Linked DNA regions of Mus musculus: regions 1, 2 and 4 are each linked to region 3. A link is a loop called in an ENCODE intact Hi-C map of the cell type or tissue named here. Cell type or tissue: heart. All regions are shown on one strand. Region 1 overlaps Sgcd (sarcoglycan, delta (dystrophin-associated glycoprotein)). Region 2 overlaps Sgcd (sarcoglycan, delta (dystrophin-associated glycoprotein)). Region 3 holds the start of Sgcd (sarcoglycan, delta (dystrophin-associated glycoprotein)). Region 4 overlaps Sgcd (sarcoglycan, delta (dystrophin-associated glycoprotein)).

Region 1 (8,000 bases), 85 kb after region 3:
GTCAAATGTTACCACCCTATTCCAGGAATATAACATCTAATATAATGCAATTTTGTTTTGTTGAGTTTTTAATATATATTTTGAGGTAGTAATTTCTGATATGTAACTCATGGACTACAGTATTATAGAATTTGATAAATGCTTCATGAACAGAGGTACAAGGGCCTTATTTACATATATATGTATACACATACATACATGGGTTGCTTAACTATCCATATTTTGAAGACCTTCCTCTTGGGTCTCTTTGGATCATGAACAGCGTAATATAGTTCTCAAACTGTGGTACCTGTCAGGCTCATCTTAAGTGTTATAAAAACATACTTTGCAAGCTGAATGAAGAAGCTCATTTCTACAATCCCAGCACTCAAGAGGTGAACATATATGTATTAAGACAGCTTGGGCTACATAGTAAGTTCCAGGCCAGCCTGTACTATACAGTAAGATATCACTTTTCTAGATCCCATTCCTCAGAATTAATGATTGAAGAGACTGCCTAAAAACCCTCATTTTTCACAAGTTCTCTAATAATTCTGGCAATAATAGTCTAGCTGCATTCCCTCTTGAGCTACTATGGAGATATGCTTTGTCACTCACAGGAAAGAAATGCACTTTATATCATTTTTCAAATATGTTACACTCCAAAAGGCCTTCTTCAACCTAGAGTCATAGCAACTTGAAGATGCTGACCTACTATATACTCAAGTGCCAGTGAATTATAAACTAGTACATCCTCAGTTTTCAAAAAAATGAATATCTGAACCTCTGGGAATATAAGTAATGTGATAATGTTGACAGAATTGAGATTTAATTTCAAAATAGTAAAGGCAGAATTGGGACTATCACAAAAATCAACCACTCCTCTTGTCCTAAAGTTGATTTAATATCAACCTATACTGCTTGGAAAAGAACTGTTTATAGCACAAATCAGTGACATTACTTCTACTTAAAGCACTTCCCATGTGCTGTATCCACAGCTGTGCCTCTTTAAATACACATTGCTTGGCCCTGCCAGCAGGCTTCATTTTGCCTCTTGGACTTTCCTGTGATTTAAAATGTGCTATTCATAACACTTATAACTTCCAAGTATTTGAAAGAACAGATGTGGACCTAAAGGGATAATCAACCCCTGCTAATATTGCATAAGTATGAAGAGCTACATTTGGGTCTCTATGTTTATGATGTTGGCATAGTATGAGTTGCCATATGGTCATCCCGCACCAGATGAAGTCTTCTTATGCTTATGGGAAAACTGATGACTTAGTTCAATGGTTATTAATTTCATAGACACTATAGGTGAGGAATAAAATATATAGGAAATAATTCTTGCACTCATATGTCTTCTGAGCTAATTTGAAACAAGACATACATATGAGGTAATACAAGTTTCCAATATTATTTGCATAGTAGCTTAAGCAAATAAACCAAAATTCAGAATCCCAGGACACCTCACACACCTATTAAACCAGCTATGAAGAAGTGATGTCACAGAGTATATATTTTTAACAAGTTCCCAGGTTGATGAAGATGACCAGGCGGAACTGGAAAGTCTGTATGTCTTAAGGTACCATGGATAATTTCAAAGAATAAATCTTTCCTGTATATTATAGAGAGAATCTCTTATAAACATCACCTGCCAGTAAAAAATCCAATGGCCAATGAACTGAGGCAGGAAATGGGAGGTAAGACACTTGCAGGAAGAGTGAGGATTCTGGGAAATAGAGATAAAAGCGAAACACAGGGAGAGTCTTGAGGTGATGGACTGGAGAAATGGCCTTATACTATCAGGTAGCTGAATTCAAGGAGATGCTGAGGGAGACTCAGAGGAGATGTGAGTGAAGAAGTAGCTGGGACGGCAGCAGAGCCAACTAACTAGGTAGTAGACAGAATAGTTTAAACGGGTTAAGTAAGTTAGGAGCTAGTCTGAGAATAAGCCAAAGCTTATGGCTAGGCATTTAATAACAATTAATTACTCTCATGGGAGCCTTGGCTGGGGAAGAAAAAAAAAAAACAGATTTAAAAAATTATTATAACAAACAGTGCCCAGGGTTTTAAAAGCTTTGGGCTTTCATAAGCTACTTAAATAAGGGTTCTTAAACACTTCAACTTTCCTTCTAGCCCACCATCCAAAAATAGGAGAGAAAGATGGTTAATAGGACAAGGAGAATAAGAACCTATTTAGGAGTAGTTCTTTAAGGGCAATTCCAAACATGAATCAGTAACAGCAATCTAGTCCATTCAGGCAACACCAAACACAATCAGTAATGGCAGTTCAGTCCAATCAGCAAACACCAAGAACAAACTGTTAGCAGTAGTTTGATCCAGAAGAAGCCTGGAGGCGCTACCAAGTTGGCACAAGACCACAAAAGTAGCAAGAAGCAACTAGAATATCACAAGATGTTTTTTGGTGCATTTCTGTCTATGAAGTCACAACAAGCAACGTCCAGCAAAGCCAATGCAAGAATGTTGTTCACTGTCTGTTGGGTTATACTTATACTCTTTCCAAACATCACATGTCCTCTCAAGCGTCTGCCTTAGCAAAACACCCTCGCAGAAGACAGCTTCCAGAAAAACATCACATGACACAACTGAGTCTCCAAAGAAACCAGAAATTTCTACCTCATTATAGAGTGGTTAATCCTGGCATGTTAGTATTGACTCATTATTCATTGAGGGCGTGGTACCTGCTCTTGTTCCTTTATTGGCTGATATGATTGGGCCTTTGTAGGGCCTCTATAGCTTAGGACAGGCTTACCCAGAGGACAGTTTACAAACACAGCCAAGAGACATGAAATGATCTATCAAAACACAGGACCCTGTGACAAAGAAATCCAGGAGTACTGGACTCTACAAGATTGGACCTGAGTCAGTTGTGTCACTTACAGATGTATTGAGAACTTCATATAAGTCAGAAACATGCCAGAAACTTGGGAGATGATCATTAGCCACTAGTCACTCCTGCCATGCCTTCATGGCTCCATTTTAAATAACATTGCGTAACATAAAATTTGGTATTTTAATTGTCTTCAAGAATGTAAGGGTTCAATGGTAGTAAGGGCGTGCACATCACTACCTTCTAGCTCCATCTAGAATGTTGCACCATTTTAAGGATCACTCAGTGCTTCTGTCTGCAGTCCCTGGCAACTCTGCATTTCTCTCTGTCTACATGAGTTTGACTTCCTTGGATACGGTTTGTATGCAGAGAATTATACTGCATCTCCCTCTTGTGTCTGAGTTATTTAAGCTAAATGACATCTTCAGAGGGCAGTCTGTTGACATAAAAACCGCAGTTCTCATCTTAAAGGGACTAAGAGAGAATTTAGTCTGCAGCTATTTTGAGTGAACATGGCCCAGTGTTAATTCCACTGAGAGAGAATAAGACCACTACCAAAATTTTGAGCCAGATTTGAAACAAGCTTTAATTAAATACTTGCCAGGATAATGCCAGGTCCATTTCCTTTTTCTTTTTTTTTTCAATTTTTTATTAGATATTTTCTTTATATACATTTCAAATTTCAAATGCTCTCCTGAAAGTTCACTATACCCTCCCCCTGCCCTGCTTCCCTACTCATCCACTTCTGCTTCTTGGCCCTGGCATTCCCCTGTACTGGGCATATACCCAGAAGAAGTTCCAACTGGTAATAAGAACACATGCTCCACTATGTTCATAGCAGTCTTATTTATAATAGCCAGAAGCTGGAAAGAACACAGATGTCCCTCAACCGAGGAATAGATACAGAAAATGTGGTACATTTACACAACGGAGTACTACTCAGCTATTAAAAACAATGAATTTATGAAATTCTTGGACAAATGGATGTATCTGGAGGATATCATCCTTAGTGAGGTAACCCAATCACAAAAGAAGTCATTAGATATGCACTCACTGGTAAGTGGATATTAGCCCAGAAACATAGAACACCCAAGATACAATTTGCAAAACACAAGAAAATCAAGAAGAGGGAAGACCAATGGGTAGATTCTTCATTCCTCCTTAGAATAGGGAACAAAATACCCATGAAAGGAGTTACAGTGCAAAGTTTGGAGCCAGGTCCATTTCTGGGCTGCAGAAAGTGGTGATGAGTCACATTTTGCAGAGGATTAAAAAGACAAACCCATAAGGCCACAATATTTCCCATCAGGCCAAATCAGGAGCAAGCATATATCCTGACATACTTCCTGACTGAGTACAACCCTGCCTACACCCAGTCAGAGGCAAGCATATACCCTGACATATTTCATGCTCGCATACCTCTTGCCTGCATGTGAATAAGCATATCTAGTGCAGTTGAGTTAAACAAACTTGTTTGGGGGTGAAAACTTGTGGCCTGTTATCTCCTATAAACAATAGGCAGCATTTCAGGAAGTATCTATACTTGGGCAAGGGACTTAAAGGCACAATAATTAAAAGTTAAAACATAACTGCCTCTCATATCAGGAACACAGATTTAGGATACCACCAAAGTCCATGTCCCAGTATGAAAGCACTTTATCAGGGTGTTTATAGTTTTACAGAACAAAGACATACAATTGAGATAAGTTTTAAATAGATTGGTGGGCAAACTGAACAGGCAGGTACAATGAGACTGAAGGAGCTATTCTTTTTTTTTATTTTTTTATTAGGTATTTTCCTCATTTACATTTCCAATGCTATCCCCAAAGTCCCCCATACCCCCCCCACTCCCCTACCCACCCACTCCCACTTCTTGGCCCTGGCGTTCCCCTGTACTAAGGCATATAAAGTTTGCATGACCAATGGTCCTCTCTTTCCACTGATGGCCGGATAGGCCATCTTCTGATACATACGCAGCTAGAGACACGAGCTCTGGGGGGTACTAGTGAGTTCATATTGTTGTTCCACCTATAGGGTTGCAGATCCCTTTAGCTCCTTGGATACTTTCTCTAGCTCCTCCATTGGGGGCCCTGTGATCCATCCAATAGCTGACTGTGAGCATCCACTTCTGTGTTTGCTAGGCCCCAGCATAGTTTCACAAGAGACAGTTATGCAGGGTCCTTTCAGCAAAATCTTGCTAGTGTATGCAATGGGGTCTGCATTTGGAGGCTGATTATGGGATGGATCCCGGATATGGTAGTCTCTAGATGGTCCATCCTTTTGTCTCAGCTCCAAACTTTGTCTCTGTAACTCCTTCCATGGGTGTTTTGTTCCCAATTCTAAGAAGGGGCAAAGTGTCCACACTTTGGTCTTCATTCTTCTTGAGTTTCATGTGCTTTGTATAGGCCTAAGATGTTATCTAACAGAATTTTTAGCTTTTAGAACAGTGGAAACCAGTGCTCTGTTAAGTTAATAGCTTCTAAGAGGTTTGTATTTATCATGAAGTGTTCGTTCAGATACAGAGTGGGGAAAGAAATGGCTGTTCCAGAAGGCTGAAACTAGCCCAAGACAAATTAATTAACGTTGGGGACCTACAGAACTCCAATCTCTCTGCAATACTGACATTTTAGTCAGTCCACCAGTCTCTGCAGAGTCTTCTCAGCTAGACACAACTTCTTTTCAGGAATTCTCATTCAAAATTCAAACTGGACTGTGGGGATTCAAATCCATTTTCTGATAGAATACCCTTTCACATGCACAAATCCCATTTTTCTCAGCCATCAGCGCCTGGTAATGTATCAGGTGTTCTGGATATCTGTCTGAGTCCCTGCTTCCCAGTCGTCTTGGTATAGCTCCTAGAGGTGGAATTGCTGGATCATATGGTAAATCTACAAATAAATGAAGACCCATGTGGTTTTTCCATGGCAACTCTTTTATTCTACAGCCTTTAATTTTGGAAAAGATAGCAAAGATAGACTCCTGTCAGGGTTTTATATGTGTTTAGAATAACTGTTTCAGAAACTTTAAATTTGTCTACTCTGTTGCCTAACTATAGCACCAAACTGCAAACCCATAGCATATTTCATCCCTCCTTCCTCCAACCCTTTTATCCTCCTATTGCCACCTACAGAGAGGATGCCAGAGCAACACAGCTCACAGCCTAGTACCATGACAAGAGACTGCAAACTCCAGGCCAAGGTGACCTCTAATGGATGCCTCTGGATCACCCTTTGTTGAATTTTCCATAATTCTGTTGCCATAGTCCAAAGAAAATGATTTTATAGAACGTGGGCTCTGCTGAGTTTGAGCAAAGGCCTAAGGCTAAGGCACTAGAGAGTTTGAATCTTAGCTATATTCCTTATTGTGTGGGAGCCCTGGGCAGGTCATTTACTCCTCACATTTCACCCAACTTCCTGCCTCACAGTGAGATAAGGAATACATAAGGCCAAGCATGGTCTGCTGTGTGGTATTCTCTACAAAGGACTTGTCCTGCTTCCTTCCTGTGTCTCTGCCAGCATCTAGAAGCACAGACTCCATTGCAGGAGCATTTTGCTTCTTAGATGCAATCCCCATTGCTTCTTAAGAACTGATCTAGGTCTTGTCATTCACCTGCAGCTTAGATAGTTAAATGTCTGTGTAAGGGTCAATGATTTGCCGAAGAATAATACTGGACTCAAATAGTGTGTAAATGCAAAGAGTGTTTTATTCTGCAGAAGCCCAGCATGCTGAGGTCTCCTATTACCAGAAAAGAGAGAGACACCCAAGTAAGCTTGCAGGGAATTCCGGGGTAGGTGACCTCTATGTTAATTTGTTAGGTCCATCTCTATGGACCTTCCATTACTGGAGTGTGGGGGCTGGAAACTTGCTGAGGAAGGTCTGGAACGGCTGCTGACCCATTGTCCTGGCCTCAAGCCAGATGTCAGAGCAGCCTCTGAGGTCTGGACTTATGTGGAATTGCCTAGTTCTTCAAAACAGAGATTTAGGCCTAGAATCCTTAACTGCCAATGTGAAGTCTGTCATGGAGTCAGCCGAGCCTTCTCAGCCTGGTCTCTTGAGATGATTTTTCCCAGTTCTCGGGGAAAAGATAAAAACCACCAAGGGAGGAGGGGCAACATGTTCTCTGATAGCTCAACCTTTCCCTGGAATTCTGAGAACTGAGGCCAAATAATATAAAGATTTTGCCTCCCTTCCCTTCAACTGACCATGATAGAAGTACATGTCGTAGCTTCACCTCCACAGGCACGCTGTCTGTCCATACTGCCTTTGGTGCAGAACTCTGAAAGTCTTAGTGTTTGTCAAGGAAACTGTTGTCCCAGGAACATGTATTTTCTAGAAGGCTTGGTAATGTGTCAGAGGAATGGGCCTTTCTCTTGCCTCCTACACCAACGACGTTTTCATGAGCCATGTCTTACCTCCTAAGTGAGTTCTTTAATGCTGAGTCACTGTGGGGACATCCCTCCACTGCTGTTCTCCCCTGGGATGTGGCAAACCTTTTTTTCCTCTCCTGCTTTCTATCTCTTTAAATTCAAATCACTTCTGACCAAGCAGCTGTCATCCCAGGTCCAACCTTAGCTGGCTTTTCACCTGCAGCATCTAAGAAGCATCTTGAAGAAGGCAGGACTAGGTTAGATGGCTTTTTCTTAAGTATGTAAAACTCAGTTTTGTATAACAAATAGTTTCATCTTGCTGGTAGAACCTGGACAGCATGAAACACGTTACATGGTGACAGATGTGACACGGTGTGACTCTTCTAGTCTCTGTCTGCCTTTTTATAAAGCCATCAGGATTCAGATATGGAGGATCCACCCTGATGGACTTCTTGGATCTTAATTGCCCTAACTGCATACCTATGTAAGACTCAGGGAGCCTTAGCTTACCATAGGGGCATCCCCTGAGTGAATCACATGGAGCTGGGATCAATGCAAAAAGCAAGAGAAATTTATTGTTCCAGTGTACTGGGGTCGTCCCAGACCTGAAGGAGAGGCAGCGACCCCCAGTACCCATTTGGCAAGTTTTTTTTATGGTTTCCAGGGGCAGAATAGAGCATCAGCAACTAGGAATGTTTGGAGGAAGGAAAGGGAATGGAGAAATGATGTATTTATTATATTATCTCAATATTAATAGTAATAACAATTAATTTGATAAAAATTTGTCATTGAGTTTTGGA
Region 2 (8,000 bases), 130 kb after region 3:
ATTTGAGGTTCAGGACTCACAGGAAATCTACTCAATAGAATTTCAGGGCCCTTGTTTTTAATTAAGAATAAATTTTATGTTGTGTATAAAGTAAACATTTTAAAGTAAATAATTTGATACTTTTTAGTATGTTCAGGATGTTGTCTAACTGCCATATCTAGTTCCCATGCATTTTTCTCACCTCTAAAGGAAACTTTATGTCCACCAGGCTGACTTTCACTTTCTTCTCCCTTCAGCCACTGGTGACTGCCATGTGCACCCAAGTCCTATGGATTTACATATTCCAAATCTCTTAGGTAGATGGAAGTGTGTCGTCTCTAACTTCTTTGTTGAGCCCGGCTTCTTTCACTTGCCATAATGATTCACCTACCTATACCAAATTCACCCTTTTGGCTCATTAGTTTTCCTTCGTATGACTGGACCTGCAGTGTATCTGATTGTCAATAATGTACATTTGAGTTCTCTGTCATTTCCAGACTACTGATGTGAAAGTCGGTGTGTGGATTTGCATGATGACAAATATATTCAGTTCTTTGATTTTTGAGGCATTGAGTCTCTTTATTTAACTTAGTAATGACCTGCAACCTGCTTCCCATTGGGCACTATTGGTTTGCATTCATTCAGAGACACAAAAAGTTTCCAATTGTTTTATACCCTCACTATCAGTACTTATAATTTATCATTGTCATCATAATTGTCTTCCCTAGTCGCTATGAAATAATACATTATTTTAGTTTCTATTTGCATTTCTGCAATGATTAATACTTTTGAGTATTATTTCCTGTTTTGGTATATTACCTTTGGTTAAATGCCTTTTAAAATATTTTTTTTAAGTTTCAAAACCGCTTTATGAATTCTGGAAACTAGATCCATATGAGATACACAGATTGTAAATATTTGCCCTCATTCTGTGAGTTGGTTTTCTGTTGCTTTAAACCAGGGTCCTGATATACAGCTTATGCTAGACTCCAACTCACAATCTTCTGTCAAGTACTGAGATGATAAGCGTCTGCTACTCTGTCCAGCTTCTTTACAACTCATTGCTGGTTCCCTTTAATTATTTATTTGTTTTACTTTATGCAGATGGGTGTTTCCCTACACTTGTCAGTGTACTATGTATGAGCCCAGTGCCTGGAAGTGGCAGAAGATAGTGTTAAAACCCCCAGAACAAGAGTTACAGATGGTTATGAGCCACCTCGTGGGTGCTGGGAACTGAAGTTGTGTCTTCTGGGGAAGCAGCCAGTGTTCTTAACCTCTGAGCCATGTCTCCAGCTGCAGCTGAAGGCCTTTAAAGCATACTTGGTTTTAGTTTGGCTGGAGTAAAATTCATTGAGATTATTCCCTTTAGTTTTATCTGTTTGTTGCGATATCTTCTTTAATGGACTTGTTAAGTTGTTAACTTTATAACAAGCTTTAAGAGTCACTGCAGGGGTTTTAGGCCCTGTGATTGATTGGGCCAAGACATATTTAGTTGAGCATGGGCTTGAACAATTTCTTCAAAGCTGACCCATTTGAGCTCTTTACCCTGAGGCTATGGAAAGTATATCCTATCAGGTGTACCACACTGGTCACAGGTATGGCTTTTAAAACAAATAGACCTCTGCTTAAATCTACCATGTCCTTCCAGTGGCAAATCCCTGGAGTGAGTTACTAAAAGTGTCATCATTTCTTTTTCAGTAAAGACAATGATTATCTCCCTCCTGAGGACATCTCATTAATACATTTATAAAGCACTTGATACATAGTTCAGGCTTGAAAATGTTATCATCATTATCGATGTTATTAATAATCAGCTCCTTATTCTTTGCTCATCAGTACATATAGTAAGGAATTAGAAATGTATAATAATCTCCACCTTGAGTGGCTCTGCACTATTTAAGTGGTCTTCTTTTAGTGTAACTAATTGAAAGATGATTGCCCAGATAAATCTGTATTTTATTCAATCAAAATTCACCATTGCCATGCAGTTCTGTGTGTCTTCTAGTCACCTGGAGAGGTACAGAGTAATCCTGCTTATAGATTTGTGTAATATCCAGCCAAGGCCATTGCTTTACTTCAGCTCTCCTCAACTTAGCAGAACCATGCTGTCAGACTTTGGGAGTTAACTTCATATACTCCATGAGTACCACAAGTAGGCTAGTGGTTCTCAGTAGTCGTAGTTGATTTGGGTGGAAGGAATGTTAACATGTGTGCACTATCCTGAGAGAAGTTTCTGGACTGGAAGGTTTACTCCTCTTCCTCACGGAGAAGAAGCAAGCCCTTGATGGAGAACAGAAAGCACCTGCAACCCACAACCAATTTGTGCCTCAAGTGATGGTGTTGTTTCTTAGGGGACAATTACAACCTAACAGAGTGCACAGGGATAAAAAAGAGTAAAGTTACCTCACTGTGGGGAAGTAGGGTTGTTTGTCTGGATAGGGAAATTATATGTTGCTTCTCTGTGTTCTCTAGGGTGATGAAATGTATTCAGATCAGGCTGTGTTGTGGTTGACAGTTCTCCAAAAGTAGCCCTAACCACGGAGGCTGTGAGCAGTAGTTTTGGAAGGACTCTGTTTATACTCATTGGTGCCCAGGTCCACCATTCTTCATCCCTGGACCTTTCACACACACACCCATCTCTAGGAGTCACTTTTTAAATCATGCAATGAAAAGACCACAGTGCAGTAAATATTCTAGTGGCTTTACAATCACTTCACTTTCTGGAAGACAAAGTGAGCAAGCCATGTGATACAATTCAAAGAAACAAGAGTGTGTGTCAGTCTGTGGTACACTTAACAGTTTTCTGCCTAACTCTTTCTATTATAAGGTAATCGGTTCCAGAGTTTGCAAGTCATCCTTATAACTATCCTTTATGCTACTGCATGACAATTTCCCTTTAGATGCTCATGTATGTAAAAGCTCTTTGTATTCTCCTTAGAAATGCTTTGGGCTTTATTTGCTAGGTTACTAAGATATTTTCAGCACTCAGCCTTAAATGGAATGTCATGCAAAGTACTGGAGGATAAAGACACAGAGTAAGAGAAAGTGTCCCTGTCGATATTAGTGACCTTTTGCTGCTGTGATAAAATACCATGACCAAAGGCAATTTAAGGAAGAAAGTCTTTATCTGGGATAACAGTTCCAGAAGAGTCCATAATAGTTGTGCAAGAGGCATGGGGGCAGGTGGACAGAGCAGGAAGCTGAGTGATCTTATCTACCTACGTGTGTAGAAAGCAGACTGCTAACAGGAAGTGAGGTAAAGCTAGAAATTTTTAAAACTTGTCCTCAGTGATGTACCTCTTCCAGTGAGACTCTGCCTCCTAAAGAACTCATGACATCCCCCAAAGATCTCCATGAACCTGGAATCAATATTCCAAGACATGAGCCGATGAGGGACATTATTTTATTTTATTTTATTTTATTTTATTTTTTATTTATTTTAATTTATTTACATTTCAAGTGTCCCCTTACCCTATTTTCTCCCCTCCCGAACGCCCCCCATCCCATCTCTCCTTCCCCCTGCTTCTATGAGAGTGCTTCTCTACCCACCCCTCCACCCCCACCCACTCCTGACTCCCTGCCCTATACTGGGGCATCAAGTCTTGATAGGCCCAAGGACCTCTCCTCCCATTGATGCCTGACAAGGTCGTCCTCTGCTACATATGCAGCTGGAGCCATGTGTACTCCTTGGTTGGTGGCTTAGTCCCTGGGAGCTCTGGGGGGGGGGGGGGAGAGTCTGGCTGGTTGACATTATTGTTTTTTCCTATGTGGTTGCAAACCCCTTCAGCTCCTTCAGTCCTTTCTCTAACTCCTCCATTGGGGATCCCACACTCAGTGCAATGTTTGGCTGCTAGCATCCGAGCATCTGACTCTGTATTTGTAAGGATCTGGCAGGGCCTCTCAAGAAACAGCTATATCAGGCTCCTCTCAGCAAGCATTTCTTAGCATCCACAATAGTGCTGGAGTTTGGTGACTGTATCTGGGATAAATCCTCAGGCGGGACAGTCTAAATCACCATACTGTCATTTCGGTGGAGGAGATAATAAAGAAGAAAATGAAATGATCTTAAGTTTTACATAGTGGTTTTGAAAGAAATAGCTGTGATGGACCATCAGAGGGAATGGATCTATCTTAGGAAGGATGTAAACTTCTATATGTGTAACTTTTCCCACCTTCTTAGAGATTTCCTTATGATAAAAAATTGCTAAAACTTGAGACTACTCTTATAGATGGTAGTAATAATTTCACAGACCCTTGCAAGATTACACAGCTAAATTGTTTTACTACAATGAATTCATAAATGACTGTATGTGGTTTTCATCAGTGAATCACTGGATAAAACACCATGACCAAAGGCAACTTAAGAGGCCGAGTAGCTGCCTCTCTTGAGTGGTAAGGTTACAAACCAGGGAGGATTCTTTTTTGGTGTTCTAGAACTTCTATGTATGTGGCTGAGTTGTTAGCATGATATCTCTCCAACTTCATTATGAAGGCACCTAGTACTATAAACTTTCCTCTTAGCACCACTTTCCTTGTATGCCATAAGTTTGAATATGTTTTGCATTCATTTTTATTGAATTCTAGGAAGCCTTTAATTTCTTTCTTTATTTCTGCCTTGATTCCATCGTTGTTCAGTAGGGAGTAGTTCTGTTTCCCTGCGTTTGCAGGCTTTCCCTTGGCTTCTGTTGTTGCTGATATCGATTTTGTTGCTAATAGGATATACAGAGTGGGGGTGGGGTTATTTCAACTTTACTGTATCTGTTGAGACTTGCTTTGTGACAGAGTATGTGCTCAGTTTTTGAGGATGTTCTATGAGGTGCTGAGAAGATAAATTCTTTTGTGTTTGGGAGAAATATTCTGTAGATATCTTTTAGTCTATGTGAGTCATCACATCTCTTAGCTCCCTTATTGCTATGTTTATTTTGTCTGGATGTCATGTCCATTGGTGCGAGTGGGATATTTAAGTCTCTCAGTATTCATGGGTGAGATTTGACATAAGATTTAAGCTCAGATGCAGAGTCCCACGGCCAAACACTGGGCAGAGCTCAATAGGAACCCTGTAGAATCACCGTCAAAGAGGCTCCATGAGCCTCTGATGCATCAAAGAGCAACTGATGGAAACAGATGCAGAGCATTAGATAGAATTCAGTAATTCCTGTAGAAGAAAGAGAGGAAGTATTGTGTAGAAGCCAGAAGGTTCAAGAACATCACAAGAAAACCCAGGGAATCAACAAGCCTGGACTCATAGGAGCTCACTAGAATTGAACTGGCAATTGGGGAGCTTGCATGGCTCTAACCTAGGCCCTCTGAGTATATGTTAACGTTGTGTAACTCAGTGTTTTGTGGGACTCCTCCAAAAATAAAACAGACTCTGTTTCTGACACTTTTACCTATTATTGGGACTATTTCCTCCTACTGAGTAGCCTCATCCAGTTTTAATATGAGAAGAGGTGCCTCGTCTTATTGCAACTTGATATGCCATGTTTGGTTGATATCCCTGGGAGTCCTGCCCTTTTCTGAAGGGAAACAGGAGGAGGAGTGGATGGAGAGAGGGAGGTGGGGAAGAGAGGAGGGTGGGGAAACTATGGTCTTGATGTAATATATAAGAGAATACATTTTTTTAAAAACAGCCATCTAAATGTGTCTTGATACTGAGGGCATCTTGCAATCTCAAAGCTGGACTTCCTGAAATGCTTGCTGAAGGCCCCAAGCTGACTGGGTGTGTTTAAAAGCTTACTTGCTTTGAAGAAACGATTTGCTTGAAAAGGTTGACAGTTCAGAACACAGGAGACTCTCTGTGCCTTCCCGATCTCCACCCCTCCCCCCTCATCTTTCTTCTACCCAAACAAATGCTTCTATGGTGGAGGAAACAGAAAAGATCCTGTTCATCTTTTCAGTGATCATAAATAGCTTTTCCCTTCCTTTCCGGAGAGATTGTGGTTAATTTCATTACAGGATATAATGGATGAAGGATATTCAGCAGGAAAATGTATCTATCCAGTGTAATTACATCAACATTTCTAAGCTTTAAAAAGTGTTAGAGAAAGAACTCATTTCGCATCTATAACCAAGAATGTTCCATGTGTTTTTACAAGAGGATAATAAAGACATAAATGGGATAGATGGGGTAAGTAGTTTTACAGATGGCGGTTGCATATTAAAGATTAAATTGCTGTCTATAAATAAAACCACTTTTACAGTAACTAGGTTACTGCTTTATCTTAATTTAGGTGTAATTGAGAGCATTAGCGTTCTTGGTAATAGCCCAATGAATGTTCCAGCAGAATGTAAGCAGGGCGTTCTGCGGAACGCTCACTGATGAATACTTCCGTTGCCACTGAGTGGCCTGAACTGAAAGGTTACCCTGGAAACTGCTGTCTCCAGCCCCTATCATTGACAACTCTGACCCAGAAACCTCTAGAGGGAATTGTGTGGCTGCCCATATCTTAGTGTCCGCTGAGTTATGTCCATTGTATTTGTCTGTATCACGCCTTATAGGTTTTAATCTCTACACCACCCTTTTGGAATCTTCAGCAACAGTGTTGGACATTGACAAAAAGTCCAGATTCAGAGATGTACTTCCACATTCTTAGCAAATTGAGAGCCACAGTCAAAGGTTAAAAACTAAAAACCCTGCTTTTAAAGTATGTTTTCGTCACTTGGGGATGAGAGACAATACAAAATGAAATCTTTCAGATGAAAGAGAAAAAGAAAAAGAATAACTTTCTGGAGCTCAAGAAATGGCTTCATGGGTAAAGAACTTTTCATGCAAGTGTCAGGACTGGAGATATAATCCCCAGCATCCGCCGACCCTTTGGAATCCCAGGACTCAGAAAGAGGAGACAGGGATCCCTGGACAAGCAAGGTATCTAGATTACCAAATGGGTAACTTTTAGGCAGAGGGAGAGGTTCTATCTCAGTACAATAGAGAATGGTGAAGGCATTACCCAGTCCCAGCTCATGGGGTAAACACATACACACACCTATATTCACATATGTGTGTCTATGTACAAGGAGACATGTATACACATTTGCATGGCAAAGAGATGTAAATGTTCAATACATGCACTATATATTTACATATAAAACATAACGTTATTACTGTATTGGTATTTTCCTTCCTCTCACACTGAGAGTGAGGCCACATATGGCAATGGTATCTATAAGGAGCTGGCATGCCTGGCCTAAAAGCCCTTCCTGAACTGCAGGCAGCAGAAATTACTCATGTAATATCCCTGGGCTCGTCTGCAAACTGGCATCATCTAGTGCCTACAAACTGTCTCACTCTGCAAATTGAAGAGAAATACCTGTGTAAAATCGCATGGAAAACTCATAGCATAAAGACACGCATACTACTTTTACCATAATGTGACCTAGAATATTTTATTCATTCCGTCATCAAGCTTGGGGGATGTGTAAGGTTATTTCCATGTCGTGTGCCAGTTTCTAGAAATAGAAAAGTCCATAAGCATGGGCTCCAATGTCCAGGAGCTCCTATAAAAATATGATTGTGATAAAAGCCAAAGCGCTGCTATTCTAGCCTGATATTCTCAATGCTTGTGACATGCTTGGCCTGAGAAAAATCCATGCCAAATGGATGACATAGGTCAAAGAAGGTCTTGAGCTCCAGCCCCTAAACCCCAGCAGACACAGGTATAGAATCCTGTCTTCCTTCAAGCCAAATGAAATTGATTTTGTCGAAAAAAATAGGTGTTACCCAGATTTATATATATATATATATTCATTCCCTGAAGACACTAAGACACTGGAAAAGTAAAGTATATTGAAAGAAGATAAAAGACAAAATAAAAAGGTGTCATGGACACAGCCAGTTATGAAGAAAGCTACATTGAGTTAGGAGAAGAAGAGAAACTGAGAATAGGTGTGACCATTATTTTATAACATTTAAGAATTGTAGGTATTAATTTTATCCTGCATCCACATGTACCATGGCACGCAGGTCAAAGAGCAACATTCCAGGGTCTGTTTATCCCTTCTACTGAGCCGGTCCCAGTGATCAG
Region 3 (8,000 bases):
AAAGGGTGTTTGCAATGAGTTCCATTCAGCTACTCACTTCTATATCAATTTCTTCTCAAGATAATGACTGATCTTAAGAAGCCTTCCCGATGTAGTACGTGGAAAACTGAATTTTCAAAACTGTAGGTGACTTCAGTATGTCTTGCCAATAAAGATACTCTCATAATGTGTGTGCCATTAGTTTGTCACAGAGCCATAAGTAGCCCCAAATTCTTACACAAAAAATGTCTCTTCAAAATCAACTGATTACCTCTGGCCATTGGAAAGTGGCCCAGTCTATTCTGCAGATTCAAACAGGGTGTGCCTCCTCACTGGGCACTGTTTGCAAAATAAACCCTCAGATAAAATGGGGCACCAGGCTGCTCTCTTAATAGCCTGCTACTCATTTAACTAAGTTGAATTCAATTGTTTTGGCTTGAGCATGATAAGCTCTTTTTTCATCTTCTGACTAAACATTGCCTTACACTATTCCAAGAAGACTTCCCCAGAATACCCATGGAAGGAATTACATAGGCAAAGTTTGGAGCTAAAAGGAAAGAATGGACCATCCAGAGACTACCCCACCCAGGGATCTGTTCCATAATCAGCCACCAAACCCAGACACTATTGCATATGCCAGCAAGATTTTGCTGAAGGGACCCTGATATAGCTGTCTCATGTGAGGCTATGCCAGTGCCTGGCAAATATAGAAGTGGGTGCTCACAGTCATCTATAGGATGGAACACAGGGTCCCCAATGGAGGAGCTAGAGAAAATACCCAAGGAGCTGAAGGGGTCTGCAACCCCATAGGTGGAACAACAATATGAACTAACCAGTATCCCCAGAGCTTGTGTCTCTAGCTGTATATATAGCAGAAGATGGCCTAGTTGGCCATCATTGGGAAGAGAGGCCCCTAGGTCTTGCAAACTTTATATACCCCAGTACAGGGGAATGCCAGGGCTAAGACATGGGAGTGGGTGAGTAGGGGAGCAGGGAGGGTATAGGGAACTTTCTGGATAGCATTTGAAACATAAATAAAGAAAATAATAAAAAAAGAAGACTTCCCATGGAAAAGCGGTTAGGGTATATTGTTATTCTCTTAGCACTTCTCACTTTATTGTTTTTCTATTGTGGGGTGTGTGTGTGTGTGTGTGTGTGTGTGTAATATATGGGTGAAAAGACTATAGGAGGATATTATTCGGTGCCCTATCATTCTCCCTGACTCCATGGAAACAGGATCTCAATCAGTAACCTGACAGGTCTCAGTAAGACCTTTCCTCAATGGAGTAACCTGAATCTAAAGCTAGGCTGGCTGCCAGCAAGCCCCAGAGATCACCCTACCCAATTCCAAACACTAGGGTAAGCTAGCATCCTGGGATCCTTGACTGACTTTTCACATGACTGTAGGGAGTTGAATTCAGGACCCCATGCTTCTAGAGGAAGACCACTTATCCACTAATCCATCTCCCTAAGCCCTTCCTAGCACGTTAGTGGACATTCTACTCTCCCCCCCCCCAATCCCTTGATAAGTCTACTCAACCCATGGCTCTGATGGCTCTGACTATTTTCCTTTAGCCTACCAGTGTATCATGTGAGACGAATATGGCCAGGTTGTTGACCCTATCTGTGTGGTCAGAGACTTGTTTGGCAGTGATCATGTGGATCAAGGTGGACCTAATAGAGGGATCCCTTTGAGGTGAAAGACCTGGAATTTTTCTCAGTGAAAGTGAAGCAGCTGGGAATGCCTCACTGCCCAGAACAGAGATGACATTGGAGCCAAGAGAAGCCTAGTGGAAGAGAGGGCAAAACCTTGACAGCATCCTCCTGGCTCTTCTCATGCTTCAGGACTGCATGCAGACTCACAGTTGTTAATTTAGTACATTCCCCACCCCGCTCCCCCTTTTTTTTCCTTTTGGCTAATTTGAATGAATTCTATCTGCTGTAATCGAGGACTACTCAAGAACTACTCAAGAGAAGGAGACTGAGGAATGAGTTCTACCATCCTTTGCGAAGGGAACCCTGGAGTATTAAACACTAGCTGCAATTAGGTAATTTAAACATTTACTGGGTGCTACACTAGCCACACACCCCCCCCCCCAGTTATTTTACACAACACTCATCATATAAAAATTAAGAACCTAAAACTGTGAGCCTGTTTTCCCAGTGGGTTGCCCTGTCTTTAATAACTTAAACATTGGTAAACCACTCAACATTAAGAACTGTTTAAACTCCATCTTTCATTCTGCTGGAGGAAGCGGCACACAGCTTAATTAAGCACTGGGCGCGCGCCGTCACCACTAAGACAAAGGCAGTAGAAAGAAATCCACAAATAAACATCCAATTCTTTAGGATTTGTAGCAGCTGTTTCCTCTGAATGGTTTCTCTCTCCATGTGGGGATTTCACCTTGCTGCTGGCCCTTGGGGATGGAGCTGTTTCTGAATGTGGGCATTGCAACTGTGAACTATTGTTCTGAGCTTCGTGCTGAAGTCGAAGTCTCTGGACAGCTCTTGGTTCAGCCTCCCAGGACTCACTATGGATTTGATTCTCACTGTGCCTTTCCTACGGGTTAACCTGGAGGAAAGACTCCCGTGCTCTGGTAATGAATGAAGAGTAGCTGCATGGCTGGCTTATTGTTCCAACTTAAACATCGGGGCAGTTTCCTGTGCTTGAGTTGATATGCCCTCTTGAGACAGCAGAAAATAGCGACAGAATTCAGATTTAAAAAAAAAGAAGAAGGGGGGGGTCTAGGTTTTACTCCACCAAAACAACAAAGAAACTTAAGTGATTTATAGCACTGTTGTAAATGTGTCAGTCACCTGGATTTTCCTCAATAAATGGGTAACTACTCCTATAAGGTAGAATTATTAATTTTAATTCACCATTGACAAAAACCAAGGCCCAAAGTATTTAAACAAATTGACTAGAACCTACAGCTGGGACCGCTAGTTAGAGGAGAGAAACAGTTATACTCAGAATTGATTGAAGGCTGCTCACCTGAAAGCTGGGTGGTATAACCTTCCCAGAATACACAACAGTAGAAAGAGCACACATGACAGGGACACAGGGTGCCTTTGCCAGCATCAGCTCTGGCAATAACTGTCTTCGCAACTCCGGATGAATCATCTCATCTCCCTAGGCCTGGGTTTCTCTGTGTAAGATGAAGGTTGGAAACTATTTGTATTGAACAGTCTCTAAGTTCTCTGGCTCTATAATTATTATACCATGACCTCAGATGTATGGGTGTGTCTCACCACATGTGCCTGAATACACACACACACTGGCATGCATGCTTGCAGGAATGCCCACCATGCTTCCCAAGGCAAAAACTTAATTATGCTGAGAAGATTCAACACAATCTGATGCCAAACCCTGAACGCCAGTGAGTTCTAAGATCTACAGCAGCCCACTCAAGAACATATAAATAGTTTTTAAATCTGGTAAGAAAATGGGAAGACAGAAACAAACAAACAAACAAACAAAGAGGGAGGAAAAGAAGGAGGAAAGAAAGAGAAAAATGTTGATGTGTGTGATTTAAATGTTAACACAAAACAAAACAACAAAACTCATACACCAAATGTTTCTCTTTAACCTGTTTTCTGGAACATTAAGTTGAAAACGTTGCTTTGGCTTACCAGATATAGGTAGCTTCCCTTTGGAAGCACATGTGTTTTGAGATTTGTCTCCTTTTTTTATGATAGGAAAGAGAAAATGTCAAAGGTAGACCACAAAACCCAGCAGGAGGTACCCACAACATCTTGAGGGAATGCCACCCAGGAAAGAGAAAATTACAGCTTCACAGATGTAGTATGCATTCTGGTCCCAGGTTCTTTTCTTTTCCTGTCACTTTAACAGAGTTGTCACAGCATGTAAAACGTTACAGCCAGTACCATGTTACCTGCACAGCTTTAGAGCAAAAAGTATCAGAAGTGTCTGAGGAAAATAATTGCATTATTTTTAGTTGCTGCAGAGATAGATGCAGCAGGAATCAGGTGGAGGAGACAACTTGGGAGGACGGAACTGGAAATGCTAAAAATATTGCTTCCCCAGCAACTGAAATTTTAAGCAAAAACTTAGGAAGGGCCAGAGAGGAAGATGGAGTTAGAATTTATATCTCTTCGCTGCAGTCGGTTTGTTATTAAGGTCTGGAAGAGGGAAACACAGGGGGCTTACCCCAGGCAGTGGGGGAATTCCACAATCCACGTGGAACAGGCAAGGTACAAAGAGACAATGTTGAACTGGGGGTCGGGGGAGGGAGGGATGGCATGTCTACTGCATCTAGTACCCAGAGCAAAGTTTGTGTACAGAATGTCTGGGAAATCCAGTTTCTAGAAGCAGCCTTCTTTCTGTGAGTGTGAACCCAGCCGACAGACGCCATGAGCGCTCTTGCAAGGAAAGCTAGGCTGTGTTTGACACACGTGTTTCCCATTGATATCTGGAGACAGCCCAGTAGCTGGGAGTCAGCTTGACAAAACCGGATCGAAGTAGAGGCAGAGTAGGGTTTCAAAGCAGGCAGTGAGAGAGCGGGAATGCTGTTCAGGAAATTCTTCAGGCATGGGCAGGGACTTGGCTGCAGTTGTGCGGCTGGAAAATCTGACTGGGGCAGCTCCTGAGCGCAGGCAGGGCCTGCTCACGGGGGCGGGCTGAGTGGCCGCCTCCATCAGAGCCTCTCAGCTTTCCCCGGGACCACGGGGGACTCTCATCCGCCACTCTGTGAAACAGACAAGAGAGGTAGGGGACCGTGCAGCTCTTGCCTTACCAGCCTAGCTTCCTGAGCCCTGTCTGCTGTTCGTTCACCAACACTGGGGGATTCAGGGGTGGGGAGAGGCCGCGTGTGTACGTGTGAATGAACACATTTCAGCTCATCACCTGGGCAGAGGGACTGGGTGCTTCTAAGCTTTGTCTGCCCGCAAAGGGCCCTTAAGATCTGAGTTTCAACAGCACCCAGGCACTTTTGAAAGTTAGCACTGCACAGCTAACAGCACTGGGGAAGGAAAAGTGTGTGGATTCCTGTGTTGACACCCTCTTCCAGCGCTCTGGAAGTTTCCCTTTCTGCTTCACGGGACACTCGTTTGACTGCAAAGATAATCTCCCATGAAGACATTCCGGTTTTGAATGCTTCAGGGATTTTTAAAGGGGGTGTTCCAAGCAGGAAACCGTTCTCTGCTTTTGGAGGGAATCAGAGTTGGAAGTTTTTATTTTGGAATACACTTTTTTTTTTTTTTTTTTTTGTAGGAACAGATGTGTGTAAGGCTTCCTGGTGTTTAATTTTCGAATGTGTCTTTGACTTTCTTATGTGAGGTTTGAGTAGCAGTAATATATTTGTGTAGAAATATGCTGGATTGTTATTCTGCCTTTTACTTGGTGGAAGAAATAACCTGTAGTTTAGTAAATGTTTCTATATTTTATAACAGATAATAGAGCAATAGCATAAAACAGTCATTTATTTTTGAAAAATCATTGTTAAGAATAGAGGCAAATAGTGTGAATGTTCTATCGATTGCTCCGTTTTATTTTTCCCTAAAACCAGTGCATTAAAAATGTTGACTAGTTTTTAGCAGAAGAGAATCTTGCCTTTCCTCTTCAATTTTTGTTCTTTCTCATATATGTACACTATATTGTAATACATATACACTATATTGTAATACATATAATAAATAGCCTTCCTGGGACTACTACATTGCTCCTTTCTGTGTATGTATTTAGAAGACAAGCCATGCAGTGTTACTATCTTTAAGAGCTTAGCTCAGCTCAGACAAGTTTGGACTAAAGCTCATCCATCCAGTTTTAGGGCTAACTTGGTGATCAGTCCATAGCAAGTCCAGAGGAGACTTGGGCAAGAGCCTGCCTAGGGAAAACAGAGGAAAGTCCTTGAATACTAGGTCATTAGCACAGAGCCACTAGACCTTATGGTTGCTTCTCTTAGAAGACGGGGTGAGTTTAAGTCCGGGTCCAAGAGGCTATTGTTAGTACTGAATGGAGAGGGGTAGATGTTGAGATGTCTCACTTTCTCCAATCCTGGACCTAAGAGGAGTAAAGCAGAAGTCCATGCTGGGGATAGACTTTTCAGACTAGCAGCTGGTACTTTGCTCATAGTTTTGTTTTTGGAGGATGGAATCGGTTCTATGACTGACAGCTGGCTTTCTCAGTCTTGAGCTGTGGCTCACACATGTTTTCCTTATAAACTTCATCCTTGTTTCAGGAGGGGTAGAGTTGGGTAGGGTGGGGCAGGGTGGGGCAGCTTAAAGAATTTCAGGACTCCCTACAGGCGAGGGAGGGCAGTTAGAAGTCAAGCTGGACCATGGCTCTCTTTTCTGGTGCCCGGGCAGATTAGTAACTAAGCTGAACCATAGCCAGGCACCCACTGCCAGTAACAGAGACAGAGTGATCTAGAATGTCATCCCCCTCTAAATTTAGTACGTGTCAAGCTTTCTGCAGAAAGAGGCGTGACATAGCAACTCTGGGTTGCAGGATTGTGCTCGTGCGGAGCAGTGCCCAAACTGGGAAGAAACTGTAGTTTCTCTTTTCAAGAGAGAATCTCAAACTCTCTTGTAATTTGAAAGGAGGAGTCCGGGGAAGAAAGAGGCAGAGAAAAAGAAATCTGATACAGAGGTGGACCCAGTAAGGACAGAGCTGGGCAAAATTAACATGGGGCACAGAGGGAGATCTCTGCCTAGGAAATTAGCACACTTAATAGAATCTACCAGACACTGCTCTGCTGGCCTTCCCATGAAGGTAACTCACAGCCTCAGTGCAGGAGGCTGTTTTACCTTCCTCACAAGGAGAAACATTATGGTCAGCCTACCCTGCAATGCCTTCTGGAAGTAATCAGAAAGCCCATTTTGTAAGAATAGCATTACCCAGAGGGCTCAGATTTCCGAAGCAGGAGAGAAGAGGCTTCTGGGGCCTTATTTTAGCCTGTATTCCTTGCAGAGCTATTCCTGCAGGAACACTGAGTGAAGGGACCAGGTGGACATGAACAAGTCACTACTGGAATGTAGCTATTCCAGGCTCTGCTAGACCTACTTTATTAAAACAAAGTTTTGAAAAAGAAGATGATGCTATATGAGCTTTTTTAGAGCAAAAATAAATGTTCTTTTTTTTCTTCAGAGATATAGGACTGAGAGAAGATTGTGATAGATGCAGAGATATAAAGGGTAGCTAGAAGACAGGTGACAGAGACAAAGACACAAAGTGTGATGTGGAGAGAGAAAGAATAGAAATTAGGTTAGAAGATAGATAGATAGATAGATATCGCAGAGAGAAGTGATAGTATATATATTGGTCCAGAAAGACACAGAGATAGAGAAAGGAGATAAATGATTGGTAGACTAAATTCATGATAATGATAAAATAAATAGAAGATAAATAGATAGGCTAGGTAAGAAGATAAAATACATAGATAATCAACAGACAGACAAGAGGGAGGGCAGAGAGATAATAGATAAATAGATTGGTAGCTAGTTACAGAGACAGAGATTTGGAGAGAGATAAGTAGATGGTAGAAAAGATGGATGATAGATACATAGAAGGAATAGTTAAGGAGATACATAGTTAGAATTGATAGCTAATTGGTGACAGATCCAATGATGGATAGGTAGGTGATGGATGACAGACAGATAGTTGATAGATTTATTATACACATTATCTAATAACACTCTAAAAGCCAAGAACTGCCATGACATTAGTCAATCTGCTGTTGGAGGCCCAGAAAGTGGGGTTTTATCACTCAAAGGGCGAGTGCATAGGCAAGTTTAACTCACAGACTGAGACCTAGAGATTTTTGAACTAGGAGAAGGAGTTCCAATGGGATCTTTGCTAATCTAAGCTTGAGAATCCAAGGGCCCACATCCAGGGAATTATATGTTTGCCAACAGAAGACATTCCTGACAAATGCTGTTCCTGACAAGTCTGGCTTTATAAAACCTGCAGCCAACTGAAAAGGAATGGCTTTGGACTACTCTCTTCTGATGGAGCCTAGATGCATTATTTTATAATCTATGTTGGGATTTTCCAGGAAATT
Region 4 (8,000 bases), 350 kb after region 3:
ACTTGATTGCTTTTTTAAACAGCATCTAAGGCCCACCAGATTACTATAGTTCCCGTCAGACATGTCGTTCCAGCTTTCTCCTTTTGTTAAGTTTCTGCACCCAAGAGTGTAAATGTTCTCCCACACACACATACCACATTCATTTCCCAGCTGCAAAGTAACACCTTGCTCCTCAAATCAATATTGTTTTTTTTTTCTTTTTTACCATTAAATTCTACTGGGGGCATCAAGCTAATGGTCCATTAAAAACCATGGTTACTTTTCCAGCCCACGTTAATCCAAACACATTCAGGAATAGATACATTGAAATTCATCCTAATATAGCCAAAGCCAAAAGAATCTAATTCCCCTTGTAAAATGATTCAAAATAAAAAGCAATATAATTTTTGCTTTTCATTCCTTGGGCAGCTTCAAAGTGAAATGGACTTTATGTAACTTCTCTTTATGGTGTGGCAGAAATTCTATTTGAGGGAAAGTTAAATATCCAAGGATTATGACACTCAGGCTTAAATGTTAAACTCAAATTTACTTTCCTCACCCCCATGTTACTATGGTAAAAAGAAGGATGTCATAGAACTCTTGTGTATCTGCATGTTTTCCTAGGGAAGCACAGACTGCCTTTTACTCCAGACTCTCTTCTCAAGCTCGTTTATATAGTTAATAACTTGAAAATATAAAGAGACTGGACTGTCTCCCTGCAGCACTAGGGGTAGCTAGCAAGTGCTTATTGATTCTTATAGGAAAACTGTTTCTGGAACAAAAGACAAGCAAATTACTGCTCATTAAAAACAGATTTGGGGCTAGGGATGTGGCTTAGTGAGGGAATGGTTTGCCTAGGATACATAAGGCCGTGAATTTGATTCCCTGTAACACATATACACATGCACAGTCTTGTGTCGCTCCTTTGCACAGGTCACAGTATTTGAAGGTATCCATTAGGGCACATCTGTGCTACACTAGCCCATGAGTTTGTGGGGCAGACTGATAGCTATGCTACTGTCAATGGCTAATGCTTTTTTGCGGGAAGTGATATGTTTTTTCTGTGATTCAGGACCCTCATGCTTTCTTCCTGTATCTTTGTGAGCATAAAAGTAAGCTGAGAAGTCAGTTCTTCTTGGTTGCTGGCAACTAGGAAAAGCATACCTTGCAACAATAGCAATACAAGAAAAAAAAAAGCAATATAAGAATCTATAGCAAGTCACTCTGGAACTAGAAACAGATTCCTTTGTGTTTCCACATTCTTTCATTTCTGTGGACTCAAGCCATTCTCTCGGCTTAGATTTACTTCCCTTTCCTTCCTTTATCAAAGTCATTTCCGAACTGGCAGCTGGAAGACTTTATGAATGGCACTCTGTAGTCCGTGTCGTAAAAACTGGTTGAAGCAAAGTATGGCATGTTCAGCCATACTTCGGTGCCATCCTCAAGTCGTACCTCCTCTAAGCAACATTCAGTCATTCTTTTGCTCAAACATTTATGATGGATATAATTTGTTCTAGGCACAAAGTTAGTCCTTAAAAATACAGGTAAGGAATTCTCAGTTTAAGAAAGCCCCGGAGGAAAAAAATTAAAAAATAGTGAAGTCAAGGTATTATAAAATTTATACCAATATACTCTTCTGTCTCACTTAATGCCTCAGGGACAGCAAGAACTCTGTAAACCATAGATTTATGATGTTTCCCTTCACGTGGACTGAATGGTACATGCTGACTTCAAACCATTCTTGACCGTTAGCATTGAGCCCTGGAAGGCATGACTATGTCTATCATACAGACAGACCCACAATAAAGAATGTTAAATCCATGGACCAGTACTTTGGACACTTCTGGATTTGGAGAGTTCACTTATATAATTATAATTCTCAATTCAATCTACCTTCAAGATCCATTTTTCCCCTATGTAGATTCTATCCATAAGAAAGGTTTCCACAAACCTGTTAAAGATGCCTGCAGGTTCCTTACCATCCTTTAGCTCACTACAAGAAGGAAAGAGAAGTAATTTGTTCTCAACATTGTCTAAGACAGCTGTTATTATGTCCTAGTACATTCCTAAACCAGTAATCAGTGGCCACAAACACAGTGTGCAGAGTGGTAGGATTAATCTGTGAGGGTGAACCCTAAGTCACCTAACTTAGTACACTGGTGTAACTCAACGAACAGGAAATGAACAATGGGTAGGCAAAAATCAAAGGTGTCATTCTACTACTTAAAGAGTTTTGTTTTATCTTGAAGTTCAACTCTAGGATTTCTCAAATCACTAAATAGACTTATCACAGTGAAGAGAACAGGTAGTAACTGATCAATCAGTTATAAGATAGAAAACCACCTCTTCACATTTATGTTGTTCTTAATGTGTTCCAAATTGCATAGCACCATGAAAATAAGTGAGAGTGGAACTGTGTATCTCTCATTAGTGTATATTTTTAATTCACTGAGAATTAGAGGCAGGGGACTTGTCATAAATGTTTTCTGAATGACACTCTTTTGTATCTTTTTTTTTTATTTTCTTTATTTACATTTCAAGTGTTATCCCCTTTCCTGGTTTCCCCTCTGAAAACACCTTATTTTATCCCTGCTTCTTCTATGAGGGTGTTCCCCCCACCCACTCACCCATTCCCACTTCTCTGGACTGTCATTCCCCTATACTGGGGCATCAAGCCTTCAAAGGACCAAGGACCTCTCCTCTCCTCTCCTCTCCTCTCCTCTCCTCTCCTCTCCTCTCCTCTCCTCGATGTCCAACAAGTCCATCCACATGCGACTGGAGTCATAGGTCCCTCTTTGGTTGGTGGTTTAGTTTCTGCGATCTCTGAGGGGTATGGTTGATTGATATTGTTGTTCCTCCTATGGGGCTTCAAACCCCTTCAGCTCCTTTAGACTTTTCTCTAACTCCTCCATTGGGGACCCCAAGCTCAGTCCAATCGTTGGCTGGGAGCCTGTATTTGTTAGGCTCAGCTCTCAGGGGACAGCTATACTTGAGGAGAGGATCCAGCTATACCACTCCTGGGCATATCCAAAAGATGCTCCAACATGTAACAAGGACATATGCTCCACTATGTTTATAACAGCCTTTTGTTTGTTTGTTTGTTTGTTTGTTTGTTTTGTTTTGTTTTTTGAGACAGGGTTTCCCTGTATAGCCCTGACTGTCCTGGAACTCACTTTGTAGACCAGGCTGGCCTCGAACTTAGAAATCTGCCTGCCTCTGCCTCCCGAGTGCTGGGATTAAAGGTGTGCACCACCACACCCGGCTAGCAGCCTTATTTATAATAGCCAGACGCTGGAAAGCACCCATATATCCTTCAACAGAGAAATGGATATGGAAAATGTGGTTCATTTACACAATGGAGTACTACTCAGCTATTAAAAACAATGACTTCATGAAATTCTTAGGTAAATGTATGGAACTACACCCAGAGCTCATGTCTCTAACTGCATATGTAGCAGAAGATGGCCTAGTCGGCCATCATTGGGAAGAGAGGCCCCTAGGTCTTGCAAACTTTATATGCCCCAGTACAGGGGAATGCCAGGGCCAAGAAGTGGGAGTGGGTGGGTAGGGGAGCAGGGCGTGGGGGAATGTATAGGGAACTTTTGGGATAGCATTTGAAATGTAAATAGAGAAAATATCTAATAAAATGAAATAAAATAAAAAAGAAATAAAATATTGAGCTAATAAGAGAAAAAAAAAGAAGAAGGAAGACCAAAGTGTGGATACTTCTATCCTTCTTAGAAGGGGGGACAAAATACTCAGGGGAGGAGATACAGAAACAAAGTGTAGAGCAGAGACTGAAGGAAAGACCATCCAGAGATTGCCCCACCTGGGGATCCATCCCATATACAACCAACAAACCCAGACACTATTGTGGAAGCCAATAAGTGCTTGCTGACAGGAGCTGGATATAGCTATCTCCTGACGTTCTTTTTTATAAAGGGATGACCATCACTGAAGACGTACACATAAAAAATTCTGAAACAGTCATCTCAAAATCATATCTGCCTGCTTTTAGAAATGTTATGGACGGTTTAGATAAGAAGAAATAACATTCCAGTTGGTTTTTTAAAATTACTTTATTTATTTACATTCCCGTTGTTGCTCCTTCTCAGTCTCTACCCCCCCCCCAGTTCCTCATTCCATTCCTCCTCCCCCTTGCCTCCAAAAAGTTGCTTCCCTCCCCCACCTAGGCCTCCCCTTCTGCAGGGCCTCAAGTCTCTCCTCCCATTGAGGCCAAATCAGGCAGATCTCTGTTTTATATGCGCGAGAGTCCTTGAGCCAGTCCTATAAACTTCTGGCTGGTGGCTCAGTCTCTGGGAATATCCTGGGGTCTGGATTAGTTGAGACTGCTGATCTTCCTATGGCGTCACTCTCCCTTTCAGCTTCTTCAATACTTGTGTCTTTAATTGATCATCTGTGCATCTTATTTTGGCTTACACTGGTCAGAAACTAAAATTTCCAGATGCTCTGACAGACATCTTCCTGGACTGAAAAGCTAATCTAAGTAGGTACTTTTACTCTTACAAATTCAAGTTCTAATTTATAAATTGGGCCATCTCCTTATTGTAATAATTTTATAGCTGAGGCTGTAAAATTCATTTACAAGAATAGATGTGAGTATTTGGCTGGAAAGCTAACTCAGTTATTAAGAGTATTACTTCTGCCAGTCATGTGGAGCAGGCCTCAGCCATCTGTAACTCATACTACAGGTGAATCTGATGCCCTCTTCTGGCCCTCTTGTGTACCATATGCAAATGTATAAATATATACATACACAGGCATAAACATAAATGATAACAAAGAATAAATCTTTATGAAAATAGTTATTATCATAAATTGTATAGAAGAGACTTAACATTGACCTGCTCTTGTCAGGAGAAATGATCAGTTGTGGTTGAACATTTAAAATAAAAAGATTACAGAGTTGTACTTTGCCTGATTGAACTTCCTCATGCTACTGCCCAACAAGAGCTGTAAGAGCCATTGCTCCCTCTGCTGTCCCTTTCCTTCTGCTCTGGTACCAGCTGATTCTCTAAAGCCACTGACATGCTGAATTCTTGCATTGCAGCATCCTACCTTAAGATTTAAAAAGAAAGTTATACCATCTGAAATATGGTTACCCTAGAATCTACAAGTAGCCTTTTCAGCTCCTCCCATCTGAAGGTCAGAAGTATATAGACTGCGCTAATGAGAAAAATTTGGCATTGGCACCGAGCTATGAGTGAATAGCTGTCATTGCTTCTGCCTGGGATTCACTTAGTTCTCAAAAATGACTCTCTGTCATTGCTCTCTGATCACAGCTGTGAAATAGTCCCTTATCAACTTTCTTCACAGGGCTCTAGTATTTGATGTTGTGCCTTGGCCAGACCTTTAATGGTGATGTGACTTAGATCTTGCCCTTCGCTGCTATTTTGTTTTTATTCAGGGTGAGTTCAAATGTGTATACTAAAATACTTCAATCAACCTGCTGCAATCACATTCAGTTCTGTAAGAAATTCTGAAGTAAAAGTCACTTGAAGGATATATTTAATCCCTTATTTTTCTCCATTTCTATGAAGGGCATGTAGTTTAGTGTGTCATCTATGATCTGGGTACAGAATCTTAAATTATATGCATAGCAATAGCAATATAACTTCTAGCCAATGATGGAATGAAAAGATAAGACTTTTATGTATGTTCCCTAGCTTTTTAGATAACATGAATTTATTACCAGTTAATTCAAAACAGCATTCCGTTACTCCTCTCTCTGATTATGTGTCTCAGTTATGATGGGAGTAATAAGACGCTAAGGCTTCTGGGTAAGAAATATTAAGTCCTTAACCAGGCATGGTGGACCCTGTCTGCAACCCAGTACTTCAGAGGCTGAAACAGAAGGATTGCCAGGAGTTCAATACCAGCCTGAGATATATACTTAATTCAAGGCCAGCCTGGACTATAAGATTTTGTCTCATGAAACAACAAACAAAAGATCATAGAAGAGTTCCTATTCTTCTCTACCTACACTGTTATCTGGCCTGCTAGCTGTGTCTTTTTCTCTTTAGCCCTTGATCCTGGCAAGATATTCTACATACTTCTGTTCCCAGCCATAATTTCTAACAGTCTCCCCATGATCTAGGCCATGTTCCTCTTTCCTTTTGCTTATTTTAGTGGCATGCTCAGAGGAACAAACAACAGCCACCCAGTTTGTTAGATTCCCAAAGGATTTTATTTCTTCTTGTGATTGGTATGAGTCAACCTCTGACTGCTGTGACAAAACACTGAAGATAAACAGGTTAATAGAAGACAATATCTATCTTGACTCAGGCTTTCAGTTCATGGTCATGTGGCCCCTTCCATTTAGCTCATGATGAGATAGAGCATCTTGGGTAAGACACCTATTATAAAGCAAAGATGTTCACCTCATGGTATCCAGGAAGTAAGCAGTATCCTCAATACTTTTCAAGGGTCCACACCTAATGAACTCCACCTCCCAAATGCTTCATCACCCCTACCTTCCAATAACATGTCTATTTGAGGGCCAAAGCTAAGATCTAAAACATGTGCAGATCCTGGCGTTCTTTTCTGGGACACAGGTACAAAATTTGTGTTCCCTCTGCTACCAGATTCCTCCTGCCAAAGATGGGCGCCTCCTGCTCTGAAACACGACTAGAGACTGGAAAGAGGTACTAAGGCCCATGCTGTTTCAAGAGGTAGAATCTAATACTGTAGCCCAGGCTGGCCTTGAATTTAGTATGTATCTCTCTCTGGTATTGAAGTCATGGCAATCCTTCTGCTTCAACCTCTCAAGTGCTGGGATTGCAGACAGGGTCCACCATGCCTGGCCAAGGACTTAACTTTCTCCCAGCAGCCTTAGCATGCTATTACTCCCAACAAGAAATTTCTAGTTGACTAAACTCATAGATTAAACTCTCTTCCTCCTGTCTCATATACTCTTTTCTCCCTTCATCTAGAGAGCTCCATATGCTCTGGGGATGTGTTACTTTTGACTGTTCACCTGATCTTTTAGAGCCCATTGTTTATGTGCTAAGCCAGGCTTTTTGACTTGACTGTTCTATTGACTTCATCTTTCTCCCATTCTTTACTTGAAGTTGTTGGCACAGAATCCAGAATCAGTTTGTTAGCATAATGGGAAGAATGGTTGTAAACTAAGAAGTCATGTATATTCCAGGAAACATAATATAAAAATACTATCACTCAATCTAGATACATTTATAAAAGTATTTGTTCACAGATTAACCAAAAACATGAATTGTTTGCAACTTTGAGTACATCATCAAAAATCAGAGGATTTCAGTATAATAATAGAAATAGTAATGATAATAAATATTTGTTTCTATTGGTTATTCATTTATTACTTTCTGTAAATTTAGATGATATCTTACTATGTTGTTTGGTTTTTATTGTAATTAAATCTAATGACATTTCTTCCCTTCTTTGCTCCCTCCAACCTCTTGCATGTCTCAGGTGTTTATTGTTATTTGCTATAACAGAATACTAGAGCTGAAGAAAATATAAAGAATGAAAGTTTCTTTTCAATAGTAGACTGCCTATCTAATGGACATGAGACTTATATTTAGTTCCCAGCATCTCTCTCTCTCTCTCTCTCTCTCTCTCTCTCTCACACACACACACACACACACACACACACACACACACAGCATAAATATCTGTCTCCTGATTCTAGATGGTAGGAAATACAGGAATATTTATTATTATGTGGAAGAATCTATGACTTTCTCTCTCTTCTTTAAGGCCACTAAGGAAATTATAGTGCCCCTACCCTCATGACCCCAACTAAGTCTAATTACAACCTCAAAGTCCCACCCTCAAATAGCATTAATATAACCATGAGCATGGAGTTTCTGGAATATGACCTCATGGCAGGGGTGTATATTCAAACTGTAGCAGATATTGCTAGGAATATTATAAATCTGTGCCAACCCAAATGCCATGGAAGACATTAACAGTATCCATGCCTGTGCTCTTCAAGGGAAATATTTCTGCGACCTGACATCATC

Evidence for each region. Peaks named below come from ENCODE experiments on the same cell type or tissue, not always from the same donor. Only the 100,000 strongest peaks of a DNase experiment are listed, where the experiment ranks them.
Region 1: it touches region 3 in a loop (2.6-fold over the local background); 2 of 42 quality-filtered maps call a loop at or near these places.
Region 2: it touches region 3 in a loop (4-fold over the local background); 5 of 42 quality-filtered maps call a loop at or near these places.
Region 4: it touches region 3 in a loop (2.0-fold over the local background); 6 of 42 quality-filtered maps call a loop at or near these places.

The regions. Positions count from the first base shown.
Region 1 is chr11:47,291,152-47,299,151 of GRCm38, reverse strand. The region is part of intron 2 of Sgcd (sarcoglycan, delta (dystrophin-associated glycoprotein)); the gene reads left to right. Among named protein-coding and RNA genes, the nearest start is that of Sgcd, 84 kb to the left of the region's middle. In heart, a CTCF peak has its summit at 3,239 (motif pointing left); no DNase peak of the experiment used is centred here.
Region 2 is chr11:47,248,845-47,256,844 of GRCm38, reverse strand. All of the region lies in intron 2 of Sgcd (sarcoglycan, delta (dystrophin-associated glycoprotein)), which reads left to right. Among named protein-coding and RNA genes, the nearest start is that of Sgcd, 130 kb to the left of the region's middle. In heart, no CTCF peak of the experiment used is centred here; no DNase peak of the experiment used is centred here.
Region 3 is chr11:47,375,962-47,383,961 of GRCm38, reverse strand. Sgcd (sarcoglycan, delta (dystrophin-associated glycoprotein)) reads left to right here and starts at 4,637. Exons shown (of 8, transcript NM_011891.5): 1 at 4,637-4,708. In heart, no CTCF peak of the experiment used is centred here; DNase peaks (open chromatin) are centred at 4,571 and 6,301; H3K4me3 peaks cover 2,403 bases; H3K27ac peaks cover 2,997 bases.
Region 4 is chr11:47,022,242-47,030,241 of GRCm38, reverse strand. The region is part of intron 6 of Sgcd (sarcoglycan, delta (dystrophin-associated glycoprotein)); the gene reads left to right. Among named protein-coding and RNA genes, the nearest start is that of Timd4, 220 kb to the right of the region's middle. In heart, a CTCF peak has its summit at 4,973 (motif pointing left); no DNase peak of the experiment used is centred here.